Linked DNA regions of Homo sapiens: region 2 is linked to region 1. Evidence: read pairs that join two places in POLR2A ChIA-PET (ENCODE). Cell type or tissue: GM12878. All regions are shown on one strand.

Evidence for each region. ChIA-PET counts read pairs that join two places held together with the same protein. Peaks named below come from ENCODE experiments on the same cell type or tissue, not always from the same donor. Only the 100,000 strongest peaks of a DNase experiment are listed, where the experiment ranks them.
Region 2: POLR2A ChIA-PET joins it to region 1 with 10 read pairs; 2 of 35 experiments call an interaction of 5 or more read pairs at or near these places.

The regions. Positions count from the first base shown.
Region 1 is chr1:51,867,207-51,875,206 of GRCh38, reverse strand. All of the region lies in intron 1 of NRDC (nardilysin convertase), which reads left to right. Among named protein-coding and RNA genes, the nearest start is that of NRDC, 7.5 kb to the left of the region's middle. In GM12878, no CTCF peak of the experiment used is centred here; no DNase peak of the experiment used is centred here; H3K4me3 peaks cover 452 bases; H3K27ac peaks cover 159 bases.
Region 2 is chr1:51,485,894-51,493,893 of GRCh38, reverse strand. All of the region lies in intron 1 of EPS15 (epidermal growth factor receptor pathway substrate 15), which reads left to right. Among named protein-coding and RNA genes, the nearest start is that of EPS15-AS1, 28 kb to the left of the region's middle. In GM12878, no CTCF peak of the experiment used is centred here; no DNase peak of the experiment used is centred here; H3K4me3 peaks cover 1,776 bases; H3K27ac peaks cover 3,064 bases.

The DNA of each region.
Region 1 (8,000 bases):
GGTGGAAAGCCTCAGGACTAGGTGATCTTTAAAGACTTATCCAAATTCAATTCTATGAATTTTTGTAACCAGAAACACACTTAGACGCATCTGCAGCCCACAGAGCTGAATTATCCTTCCAGATTCTGCTGAGATATTCCCTCTGTGAAGTCTTTCTAGGCAGAACTAATTCCTCCTTCCATTGTATTTCAGTAGGATTTTGTGCACGATCCATTACAGTACATAGCATCATATTATATATCTTTTGAATAAGTACCAGAGGAGGACCCATTTAGAGGAATATTGTGGTGAAATAATACCTTGAAAGATTTACCAGTCTGCATTTATTAATAGCCTGCGGAATTTTACTTCAGCATATGTGTAATTTGTATTCCGCTTTTTTGAAATGTTGGGCATATTTCCAGGACACCTATTATGCTTTTTTAGGGATCTGTATTAAATGCTTACCAAGTATTGATTCCCTTCCCTTCTGGAAGGGTTAAGGGACTTCAGGTTGGGAATTGATATTCAAATTTTTATTGGTGTTGAGTGGAAATTCTGGTTGGGCAGGATTAGTAGTGGTGTATTCTATTTATTTTTTATTTTTATTTTTATTTTTGAGGCAGGGTCTCACTTTGTAACCCAGGCTGGAGTGCAGTGGCGCCATCACGGCTCACTGCAGCCTCGACCTCCCAGGCTTAGGTGATCCTTCCACCTCAGGCTCTCCAGTAGCTGGGACTACAGGCACGTGCCATCATGCCCAGCTAAGCTTTTGTAGAGATGAGATTTCGCCATTTTGCCTAGGCTGGTCTCAAACTCCTGACCTCAGATGATCTGCCCTCCTTGGCCTCCCATAGTGCTGGGATTACAGGCACAGGTGAGCCACTGCACCTGGCCTGGCTGTGGTGCATTCTGAATAGTAAATTTTAACAATGAAGAACACTTAACGTTAGGTATTTTGGATTGACTAAAACAAGTACAGAGCACTTTCCATGTTTAACCTGCTCGTAAAAAGACCTGTATTTCTATGGAGAAGGAAAGAACAAATGAAAAGGTATGTAAACTTCTTTTTTTTTTTTTTTAATGATTAAAAAAAATTTTGAGACAGGATTTCAATTCATCGCCCAGGCTGGAGTACAGAGGCACCATCACAACCTGCCCCACCATGTCCGGCTAATTTTTTGTAGAAATGGAGGTGGTGGTGGGGGCAGGTGTCTCACCAAGTTGCCCAGGCTGGTCTCGAACTCCTGACCTCAAGAGATCTGCCTGCCTCTGCCTCTCAAAGTGCTGGGATTACAGGTGTGAGCTACCACGCCCTGTCGAAAAGGCATATAAACTTCTGAAGGGCAAGTCCTTCTAATTTAAATTTTGGTCAGACTGTTACAAGTGAGGAGATGGTTATCTTAATAAATTTTCAGGCTGGGCGTGGGGGCTCACGCCTGTAATCCCAGCACTTTGGGAGGCGGAGGTGGGTGGATCATCTGAGGTCAGGAGTTCAAGACCAGCCTGGCCAACATGGTGAAACCCTGTCGCTACTAAAAATAAAAAAATTAGCCAGTTGTAGTGGCAGGTGCTTGTAATCCCAACTACTTGGGAGGCAGAGGCAGGGGAATCGCTTGAACTTGGGAGGCAGAGGTTGCAGTGAGCTGAAATTGTGCTACTGCATTCCAGCCTGGGCAACAGAGCAAGACTCTGTCTCAAACATAAATAAATAAATAAATAAATAAATAAATAAATAAATAAATAAAAATTCCATATATTATAGAAAATAATGGGTGGGTGTGTGCTGAATAAGGTACAGGCTATTTCTGAATATTATGTTGTTTACTATTATATGCTGTGGAACAGGAGGAGGATCACAATTCCAGTGAGTGGAACAGTTGCATTGAGAACACTAACATTTGTTGGCTTCCTGAATAGTTTGCTAGTGAAGTGGCTCACTTCTGAGCAGAAGCCTTTTGCTCACTTTGGCAGCACGTATACTGAGCAGAAGCCTTATACAAATCTGAGGTATCAGAAGAAAACTATACACCAGAAAACAAGAGAACTTTTTTTTTTGTATTGGATGGGAAGAACATAGGTTTATTTGTTGATATTTACAATGAAAACTCCTGGAACCGTAATGCTTCATTCAATACATGAGCCAGTAATTTCATTTGTGTGTGTTTCATTTCACACACACACAGACACACAAATATTGCTAAAATGATCACAAAATCTCACAGCTACAAAAGAAATCATTATGACTTCCATGTGTGTAAATTCCATGAGATTGACAATTCCTTAGTCTGATAACAAATGAACAAGTGAATCCAAATTTCTTTTTGTTTTGCACTCTCACTTGTCTTGTAAAGTAAAGGTAACCTAGGTATTACTTCACGAGATTCAAACTCATTTAACAAAGTAAGTGCTTTTAAGATTGAAATATGTTAAATCTTATGAATACTAGTATAACTTTAATAAACATATCTTTTGTCTCTTACTATTCCTTAGACTGATTTCCTTATTTTGTTTTGTTTTGTGTTTGAGACAGTCTGGGTCTGTCACCCAGGCTGGAGTGCAGTGGTGTGATCTCAACTCACTGCAGCCTCCACCTCCCAGGTTCAAGCCATCCTCCCCACCTTGGCCTCCTAAGTAGCTGGGACTACATGTGCACACCATCATGCCCAGCTAATTTTTGTCCTTTTTTGTAGAGTTGGGTTTCGCTCTGTTGCCCAGGCTAGTCTCAAACTCCTGAGCTCAATCAGCCCACCTTGGCCTCCCAAAGTGCTGGGAGTACTGGCATGAGCCACTGCACCGGGCCTGACTGATTTCTTTAAAGTGGGCTGATGGGCTAGTAAGAATAGAAAGAGTGTATATTGTTTCTAACTGAAGTTGTGTGTGTGTGTGTATGTCTGTGTGTTTTAGGAAAATAAGATTTAGCATTAAAAAGCTCTCTGTTGGCCAGGTGCAGTAGCTCACACCTGTAATCCTAGCACTTTGGGCGGCCAAGGCAGGAAGATCACCTGCCTCTGTCTCAAAAAAACAAAACCAGAACAAAAAACTCTCTGTTTTTCTGACTGGGCGCCGTGGCTCACGCCTGTAATCCCAGCACTTTGGGAGGCTGAGGCTGGTGGATCACGTGAGGTCAGGAGTTGGAGACCTACCTGGCCAACATGGTGAAACCCTGTCTCTACTAAAATACAAAAATTAGCTGGGTGTGGTGGCGGATGCCTGTAATCCCAGATACTGGGGAGGCTGAGGCAGGAGAATCGCTTGAACCCGGGAGGCAGAGGTTGCAGTGAGTCAAGATCGCGCCCACTGCACTCTAGGCTGGGCAACAGAACCAGACTGTCTCAAAAAGAAAACCAAAAAACAAACAAAAACGCCCTGTTTTTAAAGAACTGAATGATGGTAAAAGCTCTTTTGCTTTTAAGAAGCTTATGATCTGCTGTAGGAGAGTCAGGGAGCAGATACTGAAACTGAAATGCATTAAATATAATAGGTGCTAGAATAGGGATATGTAAAGTATGACTTTTTGTTTTGTCATTTGTGTTTCTAGCTTGCTGTCTACTGGTTATGTGACCTTTAGCAAGTTAACTAATGTCTCTAAGGCTAAGGATCTTCATAAGGACACAGAAGAAGAGCAACCTATAAACAATTGAAATTGAAAAGGAGCAGTTGGGAAGCAGGTGATAGTGGCTTTTTTTTTTTTTTTTTTTTTTTTTTTTTTAATGAACCAGTGGAGGAGAATTCTTGAAGCAAGGAGTGATGATAGATAAAACTGAGAGGTCAAGCAGTACTAGGACTGAATCCCTTTTGGAGACTCGAGAAATTATTACTGGTGAAAGCAGTTTCAAAGGAATGGTATGGAGGCAGAAACCAGGTTGTAGTGAGTTAAGGATGAATGGAGAGTGAGAAATTGATTGACTGAGATGGAGTCTTGCTCTGTCACCCAGGCTGGAGTGCAGTGGTGTGATCTTGGCTCACTGCAACTTCCACTTCCCGAGTTCAAGCAATTCTCGTGCCTCAGCCTCCAAAGCAGCTGGGGTTACAGGCATGTGCCGCCATGCCCAGCTTATTTTTGTATTTTTAGTAGAGAGGGGATTTCATCATCTTGGCCAGGCTGGTTTTGAACTCCTGACCTCAGGTGATCCACCTGTCTCAGCCTCCCAAAGTGCTGGGATTGCAGGCCTGAGGCACCACGCCCGGCCAAGAGTGAGAAATTTTGAATGATGAGGTACACATTGTTTGGTTTTAAAGGGGAAGGGATGAGAGGAGATTTTAGGATAAAAACAGTGCATTGTAGCAAGAGAGAGTTTTTTTCAAGATGAATAAGAGGTGAGCATGTCTTGCTTGAGAAAAAAAGAATCAGTAGAGAAGTTGAAGATACAGACAGTAATAGATTACTGTCTGTATTAGTAATAATACTGTCAGTATTAGTAATTATTAATTACTAATTATTAATACTGTCTGTATTCATAATAATAATAGATTCTTAGATAGTTGTGAGGTGACAGGATTAATCTTAAGAACATACCCAGAGAGGCTCATTTTAGAGAGACGAGAAAATATCTTCACTTAAAGTGAAGGAAGTAACGAGTATGGATGCAGGCAGTGAAAACTTGAAAGGGTGACTTTCCCCTCTTATTTGTAAAGTAGTCATTGAAATGTACTTAGGTGGTCCTCTGGGGAACTCTAAGGGAAATAGTGGGATGCATAGGGGAAGCCTTGAGTGTGAAGGTTTGAAATAGCTAATGTAGAAAATGGGTGAAGTGTATACGTGGTAAATACTAAGAAAATTTGTGGGTTCTTGAGCATGAAAATGATAAAAGTAAAGCAGTATTTTAAGAATAAAGCAGTAGTTTAAATCTATAGGATGTGGAAGACTGGCTTAAGAGTCAGTTATAATTGTGTCAGTTGTGTTGACACAAATGGTACTAGTCTTTCTGTAGCTGATGTGTTCCCCTCTTCACTTTTCTTTTTGCTTTCCACTTAATTCACTTTAAATGTTTGCTAGGCTAAATGCCCGTGAGTACGGAGATCATGTCTGTTTTATTCACTCAAGGTCCAGTACATTTTAGGTTCTCAAATAATATTTGTAGAATGTATGAATGTATGAGTGCTTACATGCCAGGCATTTTCACAGAACTCATGGGGATATTTTGCCAGAAATTTCTTAGATTAAAATTGTATTCTGAAGCTGGGCACAGTGGCACATACTTGTAATCCCAGCTACTTGGGAGGCTGAGATGGGAGGATGGCTTGAGCCCAGTAGTTCAAGACCAGCCTGGGCAACAAAATGAGATCCCTCCATCTCTTAAAAAAATTTTTTTAAGTGTATTTTGGCCAGTTTTAAAGCAATTGATTTTCAGAGAAAATGAATATGGACAGGTTACAGAAGTGCAAATGATACAAATACTACAAATGCGTATGCTGATATTGTATATTTTGTGTGGAAGCTTGTGCTTGGCATAGTAAGCACTCAAATGTTAGCTATTACTGTTTATATATTGGATAAGGCCATGAATAAAGCTGGCTTTGTAGCATTTTTTGTAGTAGTAAAAAGTTGGTACAACTTTATTTTCCATTGGTTGAATAAAGATTAAATTATGTTACAGTTTTACAATGAAAATAATACATAGCTATAAAAAAGGATAGGTGATTTTATATGTTGAAATAGAGAGATCTTCTCTGATTTATTGTTGAATGAAAACTAGTGGCAAAACAAAATGTATAATTCCATTTTTAAAAGGAAAAAACATTACTGTTATATGTTTACTTAAATTATAGTTTTTCACGTATTCATATATATGTACAGAAACGATTAGGGATGGTATTCAGCAAGCTCATTTCTCTGGGGAAAGGAAGGAGAGATTTGACTTTTGTTTTATTTATTTTTTAGTAATTACAAGAAGATAAGTGTTAAATAACAATAAAGAAGTATTATGTGGTCATCACAGGGAAGGAACTTTAGATAAAAAGAAAATTTAAGAATTCCTGGCTGGGCGCGCTGGTTCATGCCTGTAATCCCAGCATCTTAAGTCAAGGCAGGAGGATCGCTGGAGATCATGAGTTTGAGGCCAGCCTGGGTAACAAAACAAGACCCTACCTCTACAAAAAATTAAAAAATTAGCTGGGCTTGGTGGTGTGCACCACCAAGCTGGTGTGGTCCCAGCTACTTGGAAGGCTGAGGTAGGAGGATGGCTTGAGCACAAGAGTTTGAGGTTGTAGTGAGCCATGATCACACCGGTACACTCCAGTGTGGGCAACAGAGTGAGACCCTATCTCAAAAAGAGAGAATTCTCCATAATTATTCTACCCTGCATTAACCACTGGTAACATTTTAAATAATTTCAATGCCTTATTTTATTTTTTGAGGTGGTGGCTCACTCCCTCTCAGGATGCAGTGCAGTGGTGTGATCTCAGGTCACTGCAACCTCCACCTCCCAGGCTCAAGTGATCCTCCCACTTCAGCCTCCTTGAGTAGCTGGGACGACAGGCACGCACCACCACACCTGGCTAATTTTTGTAGAGATGGGGTTTCCTCATGCTACCCAGCCTGGTCTCGAATTCCTGGATCCTAGAGTCAAGTGATCCTCCTGCCTTCATCTCCCAAAGTGCTGGAATTACGGGCATGAACCACTGTGCCCAGCCAGACAGTACTGTTACTACATGATAGATTTAAGTGCTATTCTATGAAAATACATTACTGAGGAGGTACTAAGCAGTAATTAGAGTATAAATGGATTGTATTCTCTCATTTTATTCCTTCTAACAAACTTCTCATAATGGCAGGTAATGTCCAAGGCCTTCTATTTTGTTCTTAACGTTCTATCTTCATCTTCATCTTCTGTTGTGCTATTTTGTGCTTCTTTTCTTGGCACATGTTTTCTTTGGTCATATTTGCCTTTTGAATTCATGCATGAGTATCTCCTCTCTTTTCTGTTTTCTTTCAATCGTCCCTTCCCACATGTAGTTAGTGACTCTTGTGTGGCCCTCTAGCAATGTTTTTTTTCCAAGCGATTTCATATTTTTGTAGTTATTACTTGTCTTTCCACGCTATTATGTTGAATTTTTTGAAGGGAGAGAATTTGTTTCTTTGAGTCTTTGCATACCTTCTCTTCTGTTAGTAATAAATGAATAGTCTGTACTCCTAAGACCTTATCTCTACTCTCCAGTTGTGTACTGGATCCCATCTCCTTACACCTTTTATGTTCCACTAATTATTCCAGCAATTGTTCTCCTTCCATCCTGCATCATCAGTTTGTCTTTTACTGGATCATCCCCGGGAGCATACAAATATGCTGTAATTGTTTCCATCTTCAGGAGAGAAAATTTCTTTATTCTTTATCCCCTTGGAGCTATGTCCTTCTAGCTATTCAGTTTCTCTGGTAACTGTAGCAAAACTTGTTGAGTTATCTGTACTTGCAGTTTGTAATTCATCTGTTTCCATTATTCTGTAAGCTCACTCAGAGTAGACTTCTGCCACTATTGTTACACTGAAATAGCTAGTTCAAGGTCACCAATATCTTTACATTAGTCAATTCTCAAGTTATCTTACTCAACCTATCAGCATCATACTGCATAGTTCACCATTCTTCTTGAAATGCTTTGATCAGTTGACTTTCAGGTCACCACTGTTCATAGTTCTCTTCCTGCTTATTCACAGATCTCTTCTTATTTCCCTGACTTCTAAATTTTGGATTATCTAGGGCTCAATTTTCAGACTTCTCATCTACCCTTACTCTGTATGTTGTCCGGTCTCATGACTTTAAATATCAGCCTGTATAAAATAAATTTTGTTTTCCTACCTCCATGTTTTTTCTTACTCTTTTTTTTTATAGCACTTATTGTCATTTGACATAAATTTACTTGTGCATTGTCTTTCTCTTGCACTGGAATGTTTCATCACAAGGGCAAGGAATTAGTTTTGTTTACTGCTTATATCGCCAGTGCCTAGAATAGTGCCTGTTTTAAAGTCTTGCTTCCATTTCTGTCTTCTTCCTTTTCTCCTTTGGCTTGTTACATAAGGATATACT
Region 2 (8,000 bases), 380 kb after region 1:
CCTGTAATCCCAGCACTTTGGGAGGCCGAGGCTGGTGGATCACCTGAGGTCAGGAGTTCATGACCAGCCTGGCCAACATAGTAAAACCCCGTCTCTACTAAAAAAAATACAAAAATTAGCCAGGCGTGACGCCTGTAATCCCAGCTACTCGGGAGGCTGAGGCAGGAGAATCGCTTGAACCCAGAAGGCGGAGGTTGCAGTGAGCCGAGATCGTGCCATTGCACTCCAGCCTGGGCGACAGAGGGAGACTCTGTCCTCCCATCCACCCCCCAAAAAAAGAAAGTTAAGAGCCTCAAAAGAATAGAGCTTTATTTTTATTTATTTATTTATTTATTTATTTATTTATTTATTTATTTATTTATTTAATTTGAGACTGAGTCTTGCTCTGTCGCCCAGGCTGGAGTGCAGTGGTGCGATCTCGGCTCACTGCAAGCTCCGCCTCCTGAGTTCATGCCATTCTCCTGCCTCAGCCTCCAGAGTAGCTGGGACTACAGGCGCCCACCACCACGCCTGGCTAATTTTTATTTTTTTGGAGGATGGAGTCTCGCTCTGTCATCCAGGCTGGAGTGCAGTGGCGCGATCTTGGCTCACTGCAAGCTCCGCCTCCCGGGTTCACGCCATTCTCCTGCCTCAGCCTCCCGAGTAGCTGGGACTACAGGCGCCCACCACCACGTCTGGCTAATTTTTTGTATTTTTAGTAGAGATGGGGTTTCACCATGTTAGCCAGGATGGTTTCAATCTCCTGACCTCATGATTCGCCCGCCTTGGCCTCCCAAAGTGCTGGGATTACAGGCGTGAGCCACTGTGCCTGGCCTTTTTTTTGTATTTTTAGTAGAGACGGGGTTTCACTGTGTTAGGCAGGATGGTCTCGAACTCCTGATCTTGTGATCCGCCCGCCTTGGCCTCCCAAAGTGCTGGGATTACAGGCGTGAGCCACCGCGCCCGGCTGTTGTTTTTGTTTTTTAAAACAAGAAGTTAAATAGTGTAATGTGGACAAGCTGCTGGTGAGCAAAGAGGAGTTTATTCACATTTCTAAAACCTGAGATAGGCAGGTCGTTAAAACCTGACAGCTGCCATTTGAGGGGCTACAAAGGAGGTGAGAGGATTTTTATAAATTCGTATATTAGTCATTCATGCTTAAAGATCATGCTTCTTCCACTGATCTGTTTTTTTTGTTTGTTTGTTTGTTTTTTTGGCCTACCTAGAATGATGTATATAGGGCTCACTAAGTCTTCTGATGAAAGACCCAAGCTATACTTTGCTTTCATTCTGTCTCTATGTCACCTAGATTTTTGATCAAATTGAGTTGTATTCAATTAAAAACTGGCCCATTACTGGTTTGAGTTGGTGATATGGTCTTTACATCCATCGTTTTTCAGTAGTATTTTCTGTACTATCTCTTTGAAATTCTTTTGTCTATTCTAAAGTCCCTTTCTTCTTTCATTTTTGAAAGAAGTGAATCTCCAGAGCAAATATATTTTTTTATCTGGATTTTGAAAACTTTCTTTAGAATACTGTATTTACAGTATTCCTAGGTCTTTGCCTGCTAAGTCAATTTGTAATGTTTTGTTATGGAACAAACATGAGATGTTAGCGTGTTTGCAGAAGGTAGCATTACAATTTTTACTAGAATTTAAGCCCTTGAAGGCAGGAGCCCTATCTGATTATTTTAACTCCAGACACCTTAACCTATTGTCTTGTACCTAGAAAGCATCCAGTTTATGTCTATTAAATTATTAAATGAGGGCCAGGCACAGCGGCTCATGCCTGTAATCTCAGCACTTTGGGAGGCCGAGGCAGGTGGATCACTTAAATCCAGGAGTTTGAGACCAGCCTAGGCAACATGGTGAAAACCCATCTCTACAAAAAATACAAAAATTAGCTGGGTGTGGTCCCATCTGCTTAGGAGGCTGAGGGAAGAATCACTTGAGCCCCGGAGGTGGAGGCTGCGGTGAGTGGAGATTGTGCCACTGCACTCCAGCCTGGGCAACAGACTGGGCAACACTCTGTCTCAAAAAAAAAAAAAAAAAAAAATTAAATGAGTTGGGAATTACAGAGCTGAGGAATATGTGCACTGTGCATTCTGTAAGGGAACTGCTCAAGTGGCTGCTTGTGTTTCCTTGACTCCCCACCCTCTCCAGTTCTAAAGGTGAGGACTGCCCAGGTGATTTGCCTTTCTCTGCCCCACCACGCCCTCCACCCTAGCTTTAGAGTTGTTCTCCTTTCTCAAATTTCTCTTATTACTAGCTTCTGTAATAAGCAAACAGCTTCCGGTTTCTATTTTCCTTGTCACTTTGGATTGCTGTTAATCACTATTGCTCCTTACTATTTTTCATTCTTCTGTTTACTCTTAGTTTTCATCCTGTTTTCTTTTACATTGTAAAATATACAAGCCTTTTCTAGATATGGATAGCCTATCAAAAGCTTCTAAATGTTCTGTCTTGCAAACTATAAACCTATGTGTATAAAAACATAGACTCTTGGTGTATTCATTTAGTACTTTGGCCTTAGGAGTTGCTATTCTATCTTTAAAGGGTGGTGGTGGTGGTTGAGGTGGGAGTTGAAAGGCTGTGGTGGCTAGTCCCCATTCTGATTTCTCAGCCCTCTTGAAAATGGAGTAATAGAAGGTGGAATTCTAAGTAGTTGAATTTTTATGTGTTAATATGTCAGAAATAATTTTATGGCAAATTACAGAAAATTGTGTGCATTAAGAGACTAAAAAATTTTTTAAAGAGCAAAACTAAAAAGAGTGGTTTATTTGAAGGGATAAAATCTATTCCATTGTCTTCCTTTTACTACCTGGCCCTGATTTGCCATCGCACAGTGTTCTTACTGCCTGATTTGCCACCTTCTCTCTACTTCACATTGGTCTTCAATACTGCCTTTTCATGGGAAGTTGCAAAAAGTAGTACCGAGAGGCTCTATGCACCCTTCATCCAATTTTCCCTAATTGTAACATCTTACATAACTACAGCAATAGCAAAAACAGGAAATTGACATTGGTATAACCCACAGACCTTATTTAAATTTTGCCGGTTTTATAGATACTCATTAGTGTGTTTGCATATATAGTTCTATCCATATGCAGTTTTATTATGTGTGGGTTCATGTAACTGTAAGCGTAATCAAAATAAAGACTTGCTCTGTCACAAAGATCCTTTGTGTTACCCTCTATAATCATACCCACTCCCCTCTCCATTTTATTAATTTATTTACTGACGACTCCCTAGTATCTGACCTTGTGATTAACTGAGAAAAGATTGGCATTATGTTTTAGAGGTTGTCTCTTTATTTTACTTTCACTTCTGTTTTTTTTTTTTTTTTTTTTTGAGATGGAGTCTCGCACTGTTGCCCAGGCGGGAGTGCAATGGCATGATCTCGGCTCACTGCAACCTCTGCCTCCCGGGTTCAAGCGATTCTCCTGCCTCAGCCTCCCGAGTAGCTGGGATTACAGGCACCCGCCACCACGCCCAGCTAATTTTTTGTATTTTTAGTAGAGATGGGGTTTCACCATGATGGTCAGGCTGGTCTTGAACTCCTGACCTCGTGATTTGCCCGCTTTGGCCGCCCAGAGTGCTGGGATTATAGGTGTGAGCCACCATGCCTGGCCTTCCACATTGTACTGTAACCATTTATAATAAGACTAAATCATTTAAAATTTCAGTTTATTTTGTGTGTTAGAGAATCTTGTACTCTCAAAGTCATGTACTCTAATATCTCCTCCCACATAACCCTCCCCTAAAAATGACACCAGAAATTCCATATGAGACAATTCTTGACATTTAATTATTAACCTATAAATTTCCTTAGTAACTGGGATCTTTTTTATTACTACTTGATACACTTTGGTGTTGATTTACTTATGTGTTAACATTTGCTAGATTATGCTGCACTAAGAAACAAGCCAAAATATGAGTAGCTTACAATAAGAAGGGTTTATTTGTTTTTCACGTTATAGGCTTCCTAGGAATCAGCTATGGTTCTGCTCTGTGATTCTTTCTCATTTGAGGATCCGGGCTGGAGGAGCAGTCCCTATTTGTGACATATTGTTCTCTTGGTAGAGAGAAAACAGTAAGACCTGTCAGAAACACACAATAGCTGTTGAAGCTTCTACTTGGAACTGGAACTTTCTCCCAGATTCAGTGGCCAAAACAAGTTATATGGCCAAACCCACCCTTGGAACACCCACGGAGAGACACCACAAGTCACATGGCAACAGGCAGGGATATTAATACTACTCTTAAAGAGAGAGAGGCTATATACTCTGTGTATACAAGAGGGAAACAGACGACTGGGAATTATAATACCACCTAAACACCTTAAGATGCTGTACTAGTCACCTGAGGCCAGGAGTTTGAGACCAGCCTGCAAAACATGGTGAAACCCTGTCTCTACTAAAAATAAAATAGTCTGGCGTGGTGGTGTGCACCTGTAGTCCCAGCTACTTGGGAGGCTAAGGCTGGAGAATTGCTGGAACCCGGGAGGCGGAGATTGCAGTGAGCCGAGATCACGTGATTGCACTCTAACCTGGGTGACGGAGGGAGACGCCATCTCCAAAAAAAAAAAAATACATACATACATACATACATATATATATATATATATATGGTATACTAGGCTATACTTTGTAAAAATTTTTTTCTTAGTAAAGTTTATTATATTTACATTTCTATAGCTATATATGTAATTATAATAACATATTTTTTCCTTAACAAAAATAGCAGTTCCTCCTTTTGTTTTGTTTTTTTTTTTTACATTAGTTAGGATATTGGTTTAAACCAAAATCACAAATTTCAAGTAACAAGTAACAATCCAAGTGGGGTAGGTGGTGTAGAGTGCTGTAGGAGCTTCATGATGGTGTCAGGGACTCAGGCTTTTTTTCTCGTGTTGCTGTATTTTTCCCATGTTTTCCGTCGCAATCCAAGATAGCTTCTCTAGATTCTGTCACTATATCTGTATTCTAGCCAGCTATGAGAAGGGTTAGGAGTCAGAAGGCATTTCCTTTCTCTTTAGATGCACATCCTCGGAGTTGGACACATTTCTTTTATCATTCCATTGATGAATAACTGAAATTGCAAGAGAGGTTGGGAAATGTAGGTTTTAGCTAGGTGTGTGTATGTAAAGCTTAGGGGTACTATTACTAAAGAAAGGAGGAGAGGCTGGGTGTAGTGGCTCATGCCTATAATTCCAGCTACTTGGGAAGATTGTTTAAGCTCAGAGGTTTGAGGCAGCAGTGTGATTGTATCACTGCACTTCAGCCAGGACTGAGTGGGATCCTGTCTCAAAACCAACCAGATCAGGAAACAGGCTTTTCAAGGAGGTAAAATAAGCTACTAAAGATCATACCTAAGAAGTAGTAGAATGGGCTTTGAATACCTTTCTGATACAAAGTCTGAGTTTTTTTTTTTTTTTTTTTTTTTTACAAAACTTTATTGGCTTTCTAGCATCTCTTGTTTACAGGTACTTTACATTTTTCAGACTAGTAAGAAATAGCAATGGACTCTTTCAAAAGAATTCTGACATTTATGAATATTTAACTTTGTGACAGCTGGTAAGAATTTATGATATAGGTAATGAATATATAATTGCTTTTAAATTGTAATAACAGAATTGTAAAAGGTCAGATTTTGATTTTGACAGTTGGAGTTAAAGTTTTCCTTTAGAAATTAATTTGATTGTTAAAAATTCATATGCAGTTTTATATACTGATCACATTTGGGGATTTTTATATTTTTCTCTAGATTGAAAATAGCCTTATTGTTTCATTCTTATTATATAATTAGGATGTGTTTATTCTCAGAGTTTCCAGAGACTGCAGAGTAGTATGAAGAAGAATGTAAAAATCATTTATGATCTTGCTATCCAGAGATAATCATTGTTACCATTTAATAAGCTATGCCTTTCAATTTTTTCCTCTGTTCATTCATTATATGTGATTTTTTTTTCCCTGCCTAAAAAGTGATCATGTTCATAGTCCGACAATAACAACAAAAGCCAATTTTACTGAGACACACCAGAAACACTCTTTGATCATCTTGCTTGATGAGTGACTTGGCACTTTGGATGGCTTTTTCCATTCTCACTTAGCTGTATCACATTAGTGTAGTTATCAGCACAGGGTGTACTTTAGAACACTTTGGTGAGCTAATATCTTCTCCTATGTGTTTAGGTAGTAACCAATGAACCTGTAATGTGAGGATTATTAAGGCACAGGTTGGAGATCAGGATTTCTTACTGTGTATGAGGTTTTTTTTCCCTGTATTCAAAAAATCCAATTAAAATTAACTTTTTATTATTGAGGGAACATATTTAATTTGCTGTCTTTGGCAAAGTATTTATACTGTTGTCATAACTAAGTAGATGACTATATAATTTTTCATTCAAACTGGTACATTTTTGAGAATGAAAGGGGGTACTACAAATATTTAAAATTCTATATATTTTTGGAATATTTACTTTTTTCAACCATTAAAATAGTTTTTATTGCATTAGTAGATCAATAAAATAGCTCCATTTAAAGTCTGTTTTCAAAAACAATTTCTAAAACATTTTGTTGTACATTATAACAAAGTTTTTAACATGGACTTCAGTTGAATATTTAAAAACAAACTATTTTTGGTAATAAATATTTTTATCAGTTTCTCGGTCAAATCTGTCACTAATACTGTGTCACTGATACTTTTCTGAATATGATTTTCCATCTGGTTTTACTAGTTTTAATTTTTTCATAAAATTGCAGTATTTTGCAGAGTTACATTTTATACTTGTGGTTGTTAACTTCTACAGTTGATGCTTCACTATAACCAATAATGTTTTTAGTTGCTAACATACTTTATATGTGCTGCTGTCCCCAGTTAGCTCAGGAAAAATTTTGCTAGATGGAGAATATTCTTAATTCTAATTTTTTTCTTATTGAAAATTATAGGCTGGGCGCAGTGGCTTATGCCTGTAATCCCAGCATTTTCGGAGGCCGAGGCAGATGGATCACCTGAGGTCAGGAGTTCAAGACTAGCCTGGCCAACGTGATGAAGCCCCCGTCTCTACTAAAAATACACACACACACACACAAAAATTAGCCAGGTGTGGTGGCGGGAGGCTGAGGGAGGAGAATCACTTGACCCTGGGAGGCAGAGGTTGCAGTGAGTGGAGATCATGCCACTGTACTCCAGCCTGGGTAACAAGAGCAAAACTCTGTCTCAAAAAAGAAAAAAAAGAAAAGAAAATTATAAATATATCAGTCTCAGTATTTTCACAGGCAGTGTCCTTTTGCCTGTATTAAAGGTAATCTCTGTTTTTACTTTTCATTTTTTATAGAGACAGGATCTCCCTATATTGTCCAATCTAGTCACAAGGTACTGTCTTTGATACAAATAAGTTGTCCCTATTTATGATTATTTTATATGTTCCACCAGATTTAAGTGTTGCAAAATTGTAGGCCTTCTCTAATTTTTTTTTTTTTTTTTTTTTTGAGATGCAGTCTCGCTCTTGTAGCCCAGGCTGGAGTGCAATGGCACAGTCTCAGCTCACTGCAACCTCTGCCTCCTGGCTTAAAGCAATTCTGCTGCCTCAGCCTTCCTAGTAGCTGGGATTACAGGTGCCCGCCACCATGTCCAGCTATTTTTTTTTTTTTGTATTTTTAGTAGAGACGAGGTGTTGCCATATTGGCCAGGCTGGTCTCGAACTCCTGACCTCAGGTGATCCACCCGCCTTGGCCTCCCAAAGTGTTGAGATTACAGGCATGAGCCACTGTGCCTGGCCTGTAATTTTCTTTCACCTACTTAAAAATAGAAAGACTCGACTGCGCATGGTGGCTCACACCTGTAATCCCAGCACTTTGGGAGGCTGAGGTGGGTGGATCACCTGAGGTCAGTAGTTCAAGACCAACCTGGCCAACATGGCGAAACCCCATCTCTACTAAAAATACAAAAATTAGCTGGATGTGGTGGCGGGCACCTGTAATCCCAGCTACTTGGGAGGCTGAGGCATGAGAATCGCTTGAA